Linked DNA regions of Homo sapiens: region 2 is linked to region 1. A link is an interaction called in ENCODE POLR2A ChIA-PET data of the cell type or tissue named here. Cell type or tissue: OCI-LY7. All regions are shown on one strand. Each heading gives the region's core, and the rest is flanking DNA. Links, peaks and the distances in the headings are about the cores only.

Region 1 (5,466 bases), core at 1,314-3,813:
GCATTTCAAAGAGTCAGTAACGTGATTGTCTTTTTTTCCTTTTACTTTGTGAGGAGTTTCACAAAAGTATTTCAATGCATCTGTCTACTTTAAGCTCTCTTTATGCAGCTGCAGGAAGCAATATTTTGATTAGACGAGAACTTCTACCTCTTCAGTAAAAGCAGCATAATATTAAAGAAAATTTTAGAAGACAAGTGATGAGGAAATCCCCCCACCTCAAAAAACCTGCGTATTTTTGTTTGCAAATTACCTATCAGTTCTAATGAAGTCTCTTTTTAAAGCGAAATCCTTCTCAACAAATGCTTGATCAGTTTGGATTTACTTCTAATGAGCCAAAATCAATACCTTTTCTTTTGTTTTTATAGGTTCCAAAGAAAACTAATTTATCAGACTTTGAGCTGGAAGTAAGTATTTATATTGTATGCAGCAGCTCTGTGGGGGACCCAGGATTTAAAGACTAAATATAATCTCTTAGTTCTCATTTCCTTTTTGAAATTCTGCGGTTCTCAGTGATTTGACTACATGAAGTTCCCCCTACTTTCTTAAGTTGAATACTCACTTAATTTTCTTTTGTTATTGTTTTTTAACAGATGCTTTAAGGCTTCTTAAAATAATTATCACTTTGGTGCATCTGTTAAGCTATGGATTGGTAGTGTTTTTGTCCTTTGGGGTATACAATAAATATTTGGTTTTCAGACCTAGGAAATACTCAGATGAATGCTTTTGGTAAAGCAAGAGTTCTTAACTTAGGGTGAGACTATGGATGGGTTTCAGGAGGTCTGTGAATCCCCTGAAATAACATCCAGACTTTTGTGTGTGTATTTTTCCAAGGATGTTTCCCTTGGTTTCCTTGTGTTTGCAGGTGGGTCTTCAACTCAGAAATTGAACATTGACATAGACAGGTGGACATTTCCATTTGACTTTGGGGACCTTGTTCTTCTGTTGGAATCTACCAGTGACATGTATACTGGGAATATACTTTGAACACAACAGGAAAGGGCTGTTTAGTTTGCCCACACTCCTTTCCTGTCATGTCGTCCTTGCAGCCTACTCCACCTGCATTCCAGATCCCTCTCCTCCTTGGCTGATGCAAGCTGTTAATACCATGCAAAACTACAGCAGAGCTGGCCATCTAAAACCTCCTCTTTATATGCCCTGTGCAATCTAAAAAGACTCAGGCCGGGCGCGGTGGCTCACTCCTGTAATCCTGGTACTTTGGGAGGCCGAGGTGGGCAGATCACCTGAGGTCAGGAGTTCAAGACCAGCCTGGCCAACATGGTGAAACCCCGTCTCTACTACAAATACAAAATTTAGCCGGACATGGTGGCACATGCCTGTAATCCCAGCTACTTGGGAGGCAAAGGCAGGAGCATCTCTTGAACCCTGGAGGCAGAGGTGCAGTGAGCCAAGATTGCGGCTTGGCACTCCAGCCTGAGTGGCAGAGTGAGACTCCATCTCAAAAAAATAAATAAATAAATAAAATAAAAAGACTTTCACAATTTCAGTTAGGAAACATTTTTATATTTGGAAGCAAGATTTGACTCTGTGGTAATGAGTTGACTGTATTTTGAGATGTAGGACATTTTAGAAAGTGCCTAAGTCCTGGTCAGGCGCAGTGGCTCACACCTGTAATCCCAATACTTTGGGAGGCCCAGGCGGGAGGATCACGAGGTCAGGACATCGAGACCATCCTGGCTAACACGGTGAAACCCCGTTTCTACTAAAAATACAAAAAATTAGCTGGGTGTGGTGGCAGGTGCCTATAGTCCCAGCTACTTGGGAAGCTGAGGCAGGAGAATGGCGTGAACCAGGGAGGTGGAGCTTGCAGTGAGCCGAGATCGCGCCACTGCCCTCCAGCCTGGGCGACAGAGAGAGACTCTTGTCTCAAAAAAAAAAAAAAAAATAGAAAATACCTAAGTCCTAAAAAAAATTAATTTGAAGTCAAATCCACGTTTATGTGTTTAAGAGCAAGGGTAAGGAAACATTTAGCAGCTGAAACGTTATAAAATAAATGTGCTGTAAAGTCTCCATTGTAGTGATAATTATTTTGTAGTTAATAAAACTTACTTAATTAGTAGCTGGATAGTTGCTTATAAAATACTTTGGGATTTAGCTGTCATTGACTCATCTACTGATACTATGTTTTTCTTTTCTTTAGGTATCCGAAAGGCATTCATGTTGAGACTTTAGAAACTGAAAAGGTAACCCCAAGAATTATCTAGGGCTAACATTAAACACATCCATTGTTACACTGTTAGGGGTTTCTTTTTTTTTTCTTTTTTTTTTTCCCTCAGGGTCTTTCTCTGATTACCCAGGCTGGAGTGCAGTGGTTAGTCACGGCTCACTGCAGCCTTGACTTCCTGGGCTCAGGTGATCCTCCTACATCAGCCTCCCAAGCTGGGACTACAGGCTCGTGCCACCATGCTTGGCTAATTTTTTATATTTTTAGTAGAGACAGGGTTTCGCCCTGTTGCCCAGGCTAGTCTTGAACTCCTGGGCTCAAACAATTTGCCCGCCTCGGCCTCGCAGAGTGCTGGATTACAGGCCTGAGCTACCATGCTCAATCCTTAGTGTGCTGAAAGTCAGAATTTGTATCTTGTCTGTGCTTGTTATGAGCTAGGTAACCTAGGGTAAGTCATTTGATCTCTTTAAGCCTAATTTTCTTCTGTACATTGGGACTGAGCATGATAACGGTGATCTATACTTTCTCATAGCCTTTTTATGGTGATACCGTGGGTAAGTGGAAGTGATGCCTTGTAAACTTGAAAGTATACAAATATTAGTTTGTATTCTTACTATGGCAGAAAGCTATAATGGTACATGTGAAGAAATGGCTTCATGTTGCGTGGGCAGACAAAATTAAATTTTAGAATTTGGGTCGTAAGCACAGCTATTGTCCTGAGTACACAGGGTACACTGATAGAATTGTGATGGGAAGTGGGTGGCTAGTGGTGGGTTCCTTCTGCAGTTTTTCAATTTTATAATTTGTTGTTGCTGTTAAGTCAGGTATAAAATTAGAGATTAAATAAAGTAGAAAAATAATCTTGGTAGATAATTTATCTTTAGTGGACACAAAATATATGAGAAAGAAAGTACTAGTTATCTGACACTTTGGCAGAAAATCCAGAGTTTTTTCTTATGGTAATACAACATATATATGTAAGTTTTGTTAATGTTAATACAACATATACATTTTACTTTAAAACTCTTCAGAAGTCAATGTTCAAATGCAATATAACTTTTTTAGTATTTGTCATAGGAAATGTCTTATTCTCACAGTCTGTTGATATTTTTAACTGATGTCTGTTGGGTTGAATTAGTAAACCGTAGGAAAATGTCATGGAAACACAGAGACAAAATTTGGTTTGTAATGCATTAGCTCAACTTATGTTGGCATTTCAAAGTATTTTCTGTTGTATTTGGCTCATGAAAGACTACAGTGGCTGGGCATGGTGGCTCAGGCCTGTAATCCCAGCACTTTGGGAGGCTGAGATGAGCAGGTCATTTGAGCCCAGGAGTTTGAGACCAGCCTGGACAACATGGTGAAACTCCGTCTCTACTAAAAATATAAAAAGAAATTAGCCAGGCATAGTGGTACATGCCTGTAGTCCCAGCTACTCAGGAGGCTGAGGTGAGAGGATCATCTGAACCCAGAAATTTGAGGCTGCAGTGAGCTGTGATCATGCCACTGCACTCCAGCCTGAGCAATGGGAGTGATAACCTGTCACACATACAAAAAAAGTGTGCGGTTACAAAAATTACAACTTCTGGCTGGGTGTGGTGGCTCATGCCTGTAATCCCAGCACTTTGGGATGCCAAGGTGGGCAGATCACTTGAGGTCAGGAGTTTGAGACCAGCCTGGGCAACATGGTGAAACCCTGTCTCTACTACAAATACAAAAATTAGCTGGGCGTATTGGTGCGCACCTGTAATCTTGGCTACTCTGGAGGCTGAGGCAGGAGAATCACTTGAATCTGGGAGGCAGAGTTTGCAGTGAGCTGAGGTTGTGCCACTGCACTCCAGCTTGGGTGACAGAGTGAGACTGTCTCAAAAAAAAAATTCTAATGGCAGCAGAAATCTGAATTTTTTGGATTAAGTTGTCTCTAGAAAATTGTATATATCTGTGGCCAGGACCGTGGCTCACACCTGTAATCCCAGCACTTTGGGAGACTGAGGCGGGTGGATCACCTGAGGTGGGGAGTTTGAGACCAGCCTGACCAACATGGAGAAACTCCGTCTCTACTAAAAATACAAAAATTAGCCGGGTGTGGTGGCACAAGCCTGTAATCCCAGCTACTCGGGAGGCTAAGGTAAGATAATCGCTTGAACCCAGGAGGCGGAGTTTGCAGTGAGCTGAGATCATGCAATTGCACTCCAGCCTGAGCAACAAGAGCGAAACTCTGTCTCAAAAAAAAAGAAAAAGAAAAGAAAATTGTATATCTGCTTTATGTCTTTTAGAAGGAGCGATATATAGTTATCAGCAAAGTAGATGAAGAAGAACGCAAAAGAAGAGAGCAGCAGAAACATGCCAAAGAACAGGTAATTGGGCTATGTTAATTCTTGGGGGGTGAGAAATGGCAACATAAATATTGATTTATTCCTGTCTATTTCAGATCATATGTTGGATTCAATTTAATGAATAGTTTTCTTTCATAGAACAATGGAATTGGCAGAAAAACCTGGACTAGAATAAGGGGAAGTTAGATTTAAGCATGAGACGTAGCTAGCAAAGTGAGTCTGACGTCACTGATGACCAGTGTCTACTTAAACCAGTCCTGAAGAAAGTACTCTTGATTCTCATTTAGCTTGTGTCACTGAGTGTCACTATCCTTTAATACTGCAACGTCTAACTTCATGTATAGTTACTAGTTTTCCTTAAACCAAGTTCAGAGCACATGATCTGACAGATGAGGATGACATGCTTAGGTTGTACTGTTGGAACATCACCCTGCTTGCTGTGTGAAGAATGGTTTCGAGTGAGTAAGACTGGAGGCAGGAGACTAGTTAAGCTGTGGAGTAACCTAGCTAGGAGATGTTGGTGACCTGGCGTAGGATAGTGAGTAGCAGTGTAGATGGAATCTGGAGATACTTGGAAGGTAGAATCCATGGAATTTATGACTGAATGTGGGTGGTGGAGGAGGAAGGGGGAAGGAGGAAGATGCTCATGCCAGACATTTGCACAACGGGGTAGACTGCACTCCATTCACTTGGAGGGGTTGGCTGGAGTGACATCGGTTGGGGGAAAAGGTGGAGGAGAGAGGAGTGGGTTTGCATGTGGATGAATGTCATGCTCATATGTACATTAGGCAGGGTCACTCCTAATTGACTTAACCACAATGACCCACTTTGGGAGACAGCATATTACCTACACAGGGAAAGATTAGCAAGAGGTGCTGCCTGTGGTCCCTGTCCCACATACTAAAAAGGACAACGCAGAAACAAAAGGTGCCAGTTAGAGGCCAGGTG
Region 2 (5,076 bases), core at 1,351-3,850, 190 kb after region 1:
CCCCACGGGTGCAGGATTTATGTCACTCTGGAAGAATGCGGACTCCCTAATCAGTTCACCTACAATGAAACCCCGGGTTTTCAGAATAGATTAAGACCAAAGCCTTTCAGTGAAAATAAATGTTCTGGGCAGAAAAAAAAAATTAATGAAAGTCCTAAGATTTTTTTTAAGTATTAATCTAAAAATGGGAGATACAATGTGCCAATCTCCCTGCTGCTTATTTCCGCTAGTGAACTGGGCTATATGGGAACTTAATAAAACATTCACAGAAGGCGGCCGGCGGTGGCTCACGCCTGTAATCCCAACACTTTGGGAGGCCAAGGTGGGCAGATTGCCTGAGGTCGGGAGTTCGAGACCAGCCTGGCCGGCATGGTGACACCCCATCTCTACTAAAAATACAAAAATTAGCCGAGCGCGGTGGCAGGCACCTGTAATCCCAGCTACTCGGGAAGCTGAGGCAGGAGAATCACTTGAACCCGGGAGGCAGAAGTTGCAGTGAGCCGAGATCGTGCCATTGCACTTCAGCCTGGGCAACAGAGACAGACTCTGTCTCAAAAAAAAAAAAAAAAAAAAAAGAAAAAAGAAAAACAAAACAAAACAAAACAAACAAAAACATTCACAGAAGGCTCAGCTGCAATATTTAAAATCTTTACCAGTGGCCGGGTGCAGTGGCTCACACCTGTAATTCCAGCACTTTGGGAGGCCAAGGCGGGTGGATCACCTGAGGTCAGAAGTTCGAGACCAGCCTGGCCAACATGGAGAAACCCCGTCTCTACCAAACATTAGCCGGGTGTGGTGGTGCATGCCTGTAATCTCACCTACTCAGGAGGCTGAGAGGGGAGGATGACTTGAACCCGGGAGATGGAGGTTACAGTAAGCTGAGATGGTGCCACTGCACTCCAGCCTGGGCAACAGAGCAAGACTCTGTCTCAAAAAAAAAAAAATTTACCAGTCATTTGTATTTCATAAACAGCAGCAATTTCATTAAAATCAGTGCATATGGGGAAAATGGATGCGTAGGTGGTGTCCTATCTTCTTGTTTAATGCTGTGTTAACATATTTTTGCACGTTTAAAAAATTGACATTGATAAATTTTTAGCATGAAGTTGCAGAAGCTGACCTGGGTCCTAACTGTAAAATGCAGAGGAACTCTATCCATGAGGAAGCTTTGTGAAGTCGATTCATTGCTAATGTCCCTGTGAGTATCTAACTTAAAAAGTCCAGTGTAGCCAGGCATGGTGGTGCACACCTGTAATCCCAGTTGCTTGGGAGGCTGAGGCAGGAGGTTCACTTGAGGCCAGCAGTTCGAGGCTGTAGAGCATGGTGATTATGCTCGTGAATGGCCACTGTACTCCAGGCCTGGGCAACATAGGGCGATCCTGTCTCTATTTAAAAAAAAAAAAAGTTCAGCAAGAACTGGAGGGCTATGGAGGACTGAGCATTGAGTTTAGAAAGTTGTCACTACAGGGCGGGCATGGTGGCTCATGCCTGTAATCCCAGCACTTTGGGAGGCCGAGGTGGGGTGATCGCTTGAGCCTAGGAGTTTGAGACCAGCCTGGGCGACATGACAAGACCTCGTCTCTACTAAAAATTTTAAAAATTAGCCAGGCATGCAGGCATGTGCCTGTAGTTCCAGCTACTTGGGAGGCCCAAGTGGGAAGACTAGTTGAGCCCAGGGGTTCGAGTTTCAGTGATCTGAGATCACTCCACTGAATTCCAGCCTGGGCCACAGAATGAGACCCTGCCTCCAAATAAATAAATAAAAAGTAAAAGAAAGTTGTCACAACAAAATGAGGCACACGGAGTTTGAACACCTCTCTTTTTGGGAGAACACACTGAGTAGACAACACTGTGTGTGTGCGTGTGTGCGTGAGCGCATCTGTGAGTGTGTGGGGGGTGCTTTGGATGGGGGAAGAGTGTGAAGGAGGCCATGAATCCATTTATTCTGATAAAGAGCAGGGCCAGGCGCAGTGGCTCACTCCTGTAATCCCAGCTACTTGGGAGGCTGAGGCAGGAGAATCACTTGAACCCAGGAGGCAGAGGTTGCAGTGAGCCAAGATCGCCACCACTGCACTCCAGCCTGGGCGACAGAGCATGACTCCGTCTCAAAAAAAAAAAAAAAAGGAGCAGGAGTATTTATGAAGCAGCCAGGAGCTGGGTATGTGTCCAGGTTGAATCTTTGTGATAAGCATTTGATAACCATTGAGCTTAGCAATAGAGTTATGGAAATGGTACTTAGATGTTTTTCTTTTTCTTTTCTTTTTTTGAGACAGTGTCCTGCCCTGTCATCCAGGATAGAGTGCCATGGCGTGATCATGGCTTACTGCAGCTTCAACCTTCTGGGCTCAAGCCATCCTCCTTCCTCAGCCTCCCAAGTAGCTGGGACCACAGGTGCACACCATCACACCTGGCTAATTTTTAAATTTTTGTAGAGATGGGGGTCTCGCTATGTTGCCCAGGCTGGTCTCAAACTCCTGGCCTCAAGCGATTCTCCCACCTCAGCCTCCCAAAGGGCTGGGATTACAGGTGTGAGCCACCACACCTGGCCTGTGATTGCTTTTCTTAACATGGTACTCTGCCATTATATTCTCTATTAGGAATTTGATATGCTCAGAAGATATAGTGAATTATAGTTGCCTGTTTACTAACATCGGGGTCCTTTCAGGTAGTGTCCACCACAGGAAACATTACTATTTGGGTTTTGTGACCCAGGAATCCATATTTACCTGGCGGCAACGACACAGCCCTCACCTTTCCAGACCTCATCTGGTGGCCTTGTAATCCTGGAGCTGAAGCTGCCTACACACAAGCAATCGGTCGCAGTGTATCCGTGCAGGGTCCCAACCCACTCCAGGATTCATTTCGGGATGGCTTCCCCTCCCTCAGCCAGGTCTCCGGCCCCGTTGCTCTGCATGCTTGCCCATCTCCATCTCCACGGCGATCATGTGTTTGCAGGGAGCCATCAATATCCTCTTCTCTTACGCTTTCTGAATGGGAGAGTCAATCTCAATGGGAAGCTAGCAGGGACTTGGGTGGACAGGTGTCTCACGCTGGATGGGCGAATCCAGGTGGGAGGGAGGGTGGGCTTGCTGTCATTTGTTGGTGGGTCATGGGATTTGCTATGAAGCTGGAGGGAAAATCTGGACCCCTGAAGAGGGGTCCCTTCCCTTCCTAAGGGAAGGCCTCAGCTCCAAGACTGCAGGAGGAGCTGGGTAGCCATTGGATATGGCTAACGCACATGAATCATGACCAGGGTGCACTGTTTGGACAGCAAGTCAGTGGCCCAAGGAGAGAGAGGTTAGTGATGGGAAGCGTCCTGAGACTCACTGATGCATCTTTACATTTTTCTCTTTAAGCATTAGGAAGAGGCCGGGTGCCGTGGCTCACACCTGTAGTGCCAGCGCTTTGGAAGGCTAAGATGGGCAGACTGCTTGAACTCAGGAGTTTGAGACCAGCCTGGGCAATGTGTCAAGACCCCATCTCTACAAGAAATTTTAAAATTAGCCAGGCATTGTGGTAGGTGTCTGTGGTTCCAGCTACTCAGGAGGCTGAGGCAGGAGGATTGCTTGAGCCTGAGAAGTTGAGGCTACAGGGAGCTGTGATCTCACCACTGCACTCCAGCCTGGGCAACAGAGTGAGACCCTGTCTCAATCAATCAATCAATCAAGAAATATTAGGAGGAGAATTTGTTGATGTCTCTTTTCTGTCATAAGCTCGGCTCTCCAAGAGCCTTTTCTTCCCAGGAGGACATGCTGGTGTTTCATGAATCTAGGACTTCTTGCCTGAAGCTTGTAAAGTGCTAGATGGAATGAAAACAGCAGCAGTAAGAGCAGGCTCTTATGCAACCTTGCTACACACAAGGCATTGCTCTAAGTGCTTTGCAGGGGTTAAGAGATGCAGCTGAGTAGCTGAGGACAGTCTAGGGGTGGGGTTTCCAGAGGCTGTCAGGGGAGTGGCCCCCAGTCTCCCTGGTGGAATCCCTGACCATTAATCACACACATAAGTTTCACTCCACAAACATGGGTTGTAAAAACATTACAATCTAGCCAGGCGCAGTGACTCATGCCTATCATACCAGTACTTTGGAAGGCCGAGGCAGGAGGATTGCTTGAGGAGTTCCCGACCCGCCTGGGCAACGTAGCAAGACCCCCATCCTACCAAAAAAAAAAAAAAAAAAAGGCAGGGTGTGTTGGTGTGCACCTATAGTCCCAGCTACTTGGGAGGCTGAGGCAGGGAGATTGCTTGAGCCCAGAAGTTCAAGGCTGTGGTGAGCTATGATTATACTACTGCACTCCAGCCTGAGCAACAGAACAAGACTCTGTTTTTTTTTTAAGCCATAATCCATTATTTTTTTCTAAATTAAATGGAATGTGTTGTGAACCACAATCATTTATTTTATTTACTTATTTATTTTTGAGACGGAGTCTTGCTCTGGCGTCCAGGCTGGAGTGCAGTGGTGTGATCTCGTCTCACTGTAACCTCTGCCTCCTGGGTTCAAGCAATTCTCCTGTCTCAGCCTCCTGAGTAGCTGGGATTACAGCTGTGCACCACCACACCTAATTTTTGTATTTTTAGTAGAGATGGAGTTTCATCACGTTGTCCAGGCTGGTCTCGAACTCCTGGCCTCAAGCGATCCACCTGCCTCAGCCTCCCAAAATGCTAGGATTACAGGCGTGAGCCACCATGCTTGGACCTAGCCACAATTATTTAATACCAGGGCTCCCTGCCATTGCTCCCCAGAGCTGGGAGAAGGTCTCAGGAGCATATTGGGTCAGGTATGTGTGGAAAGGCCCTCCAGGCTCAAATCCACACTGGGCCTGCTCTGTGCCCTGACTCCAAGCTCCAGGAGCCCTCAAAGGTGGCAGCTCCACTGCTCATGAGCCAAGCTTAGGGACCGGGGCCCTTCCTAGCAGCCAGAAAGAGCCTTATTCTTAGTTGTTTTTTTTTTTTTTTTTTTTTTTTTTTGTAGAGACAGAGTCTGGCTCTGTTGCTCAGGCCAGAGTGCAGTGGTTCGATCATAGCTCACTGCAACCTCAAACTCCTGGGTACAAACAATCCTCCTACCTCAGCCTCCTG

The links. ChIA-PET counts read pairs that join two places held together with the same protein. Peaks named below come from ENCODE experiments on the same cell type or tissue, not always from the same donor. Only the 100,000 strongest peaks of a DNase experiment are listed, where the experiment ranks them.
Region 2: POLR2A ChIA-PET joins it to region 1 with 6 read pairs; 2 of 35 experiments call an interaction of 5 or more read pairs at or near these places.

What each region holds. Positions count from the first base shown.
Region 1 is chr16:14,603,219-14,608,684 of GRCh38, reverse strand. PARN (poly(A)-specific ribonuclease) reads left to right here. Exons shown (of 24, transcript NM_002582.4): 9 at 366-404; 10 at 2,159-2,201; 11 at 4,459-4,539. Among named protein-coding and RNA genes, the nearest start is that of PARN, 24 kb to the left of the region's middle. In OCI-LY7, for the core only: no CTCF peak of the experiment used is centred there; a DNase peak (open chromatin) is centred at 2,384; H3K4me3 peaks cover 1,890 bases; H3K27ac peaks cover 2,455 bases.
Region 2 is chr16:14,408,679-14,413,754 of GRCh38, reverse strand. No RefSeq gene overlaps it. Among named protein-coding and RNA genes, the nearest start is that of LINC03107, 18 kb to the left of the region's middle. In OCI-LY7, for the core only: no CTCF peak of the experiment used is centred there; no DNase peak of the experiment used is centred there.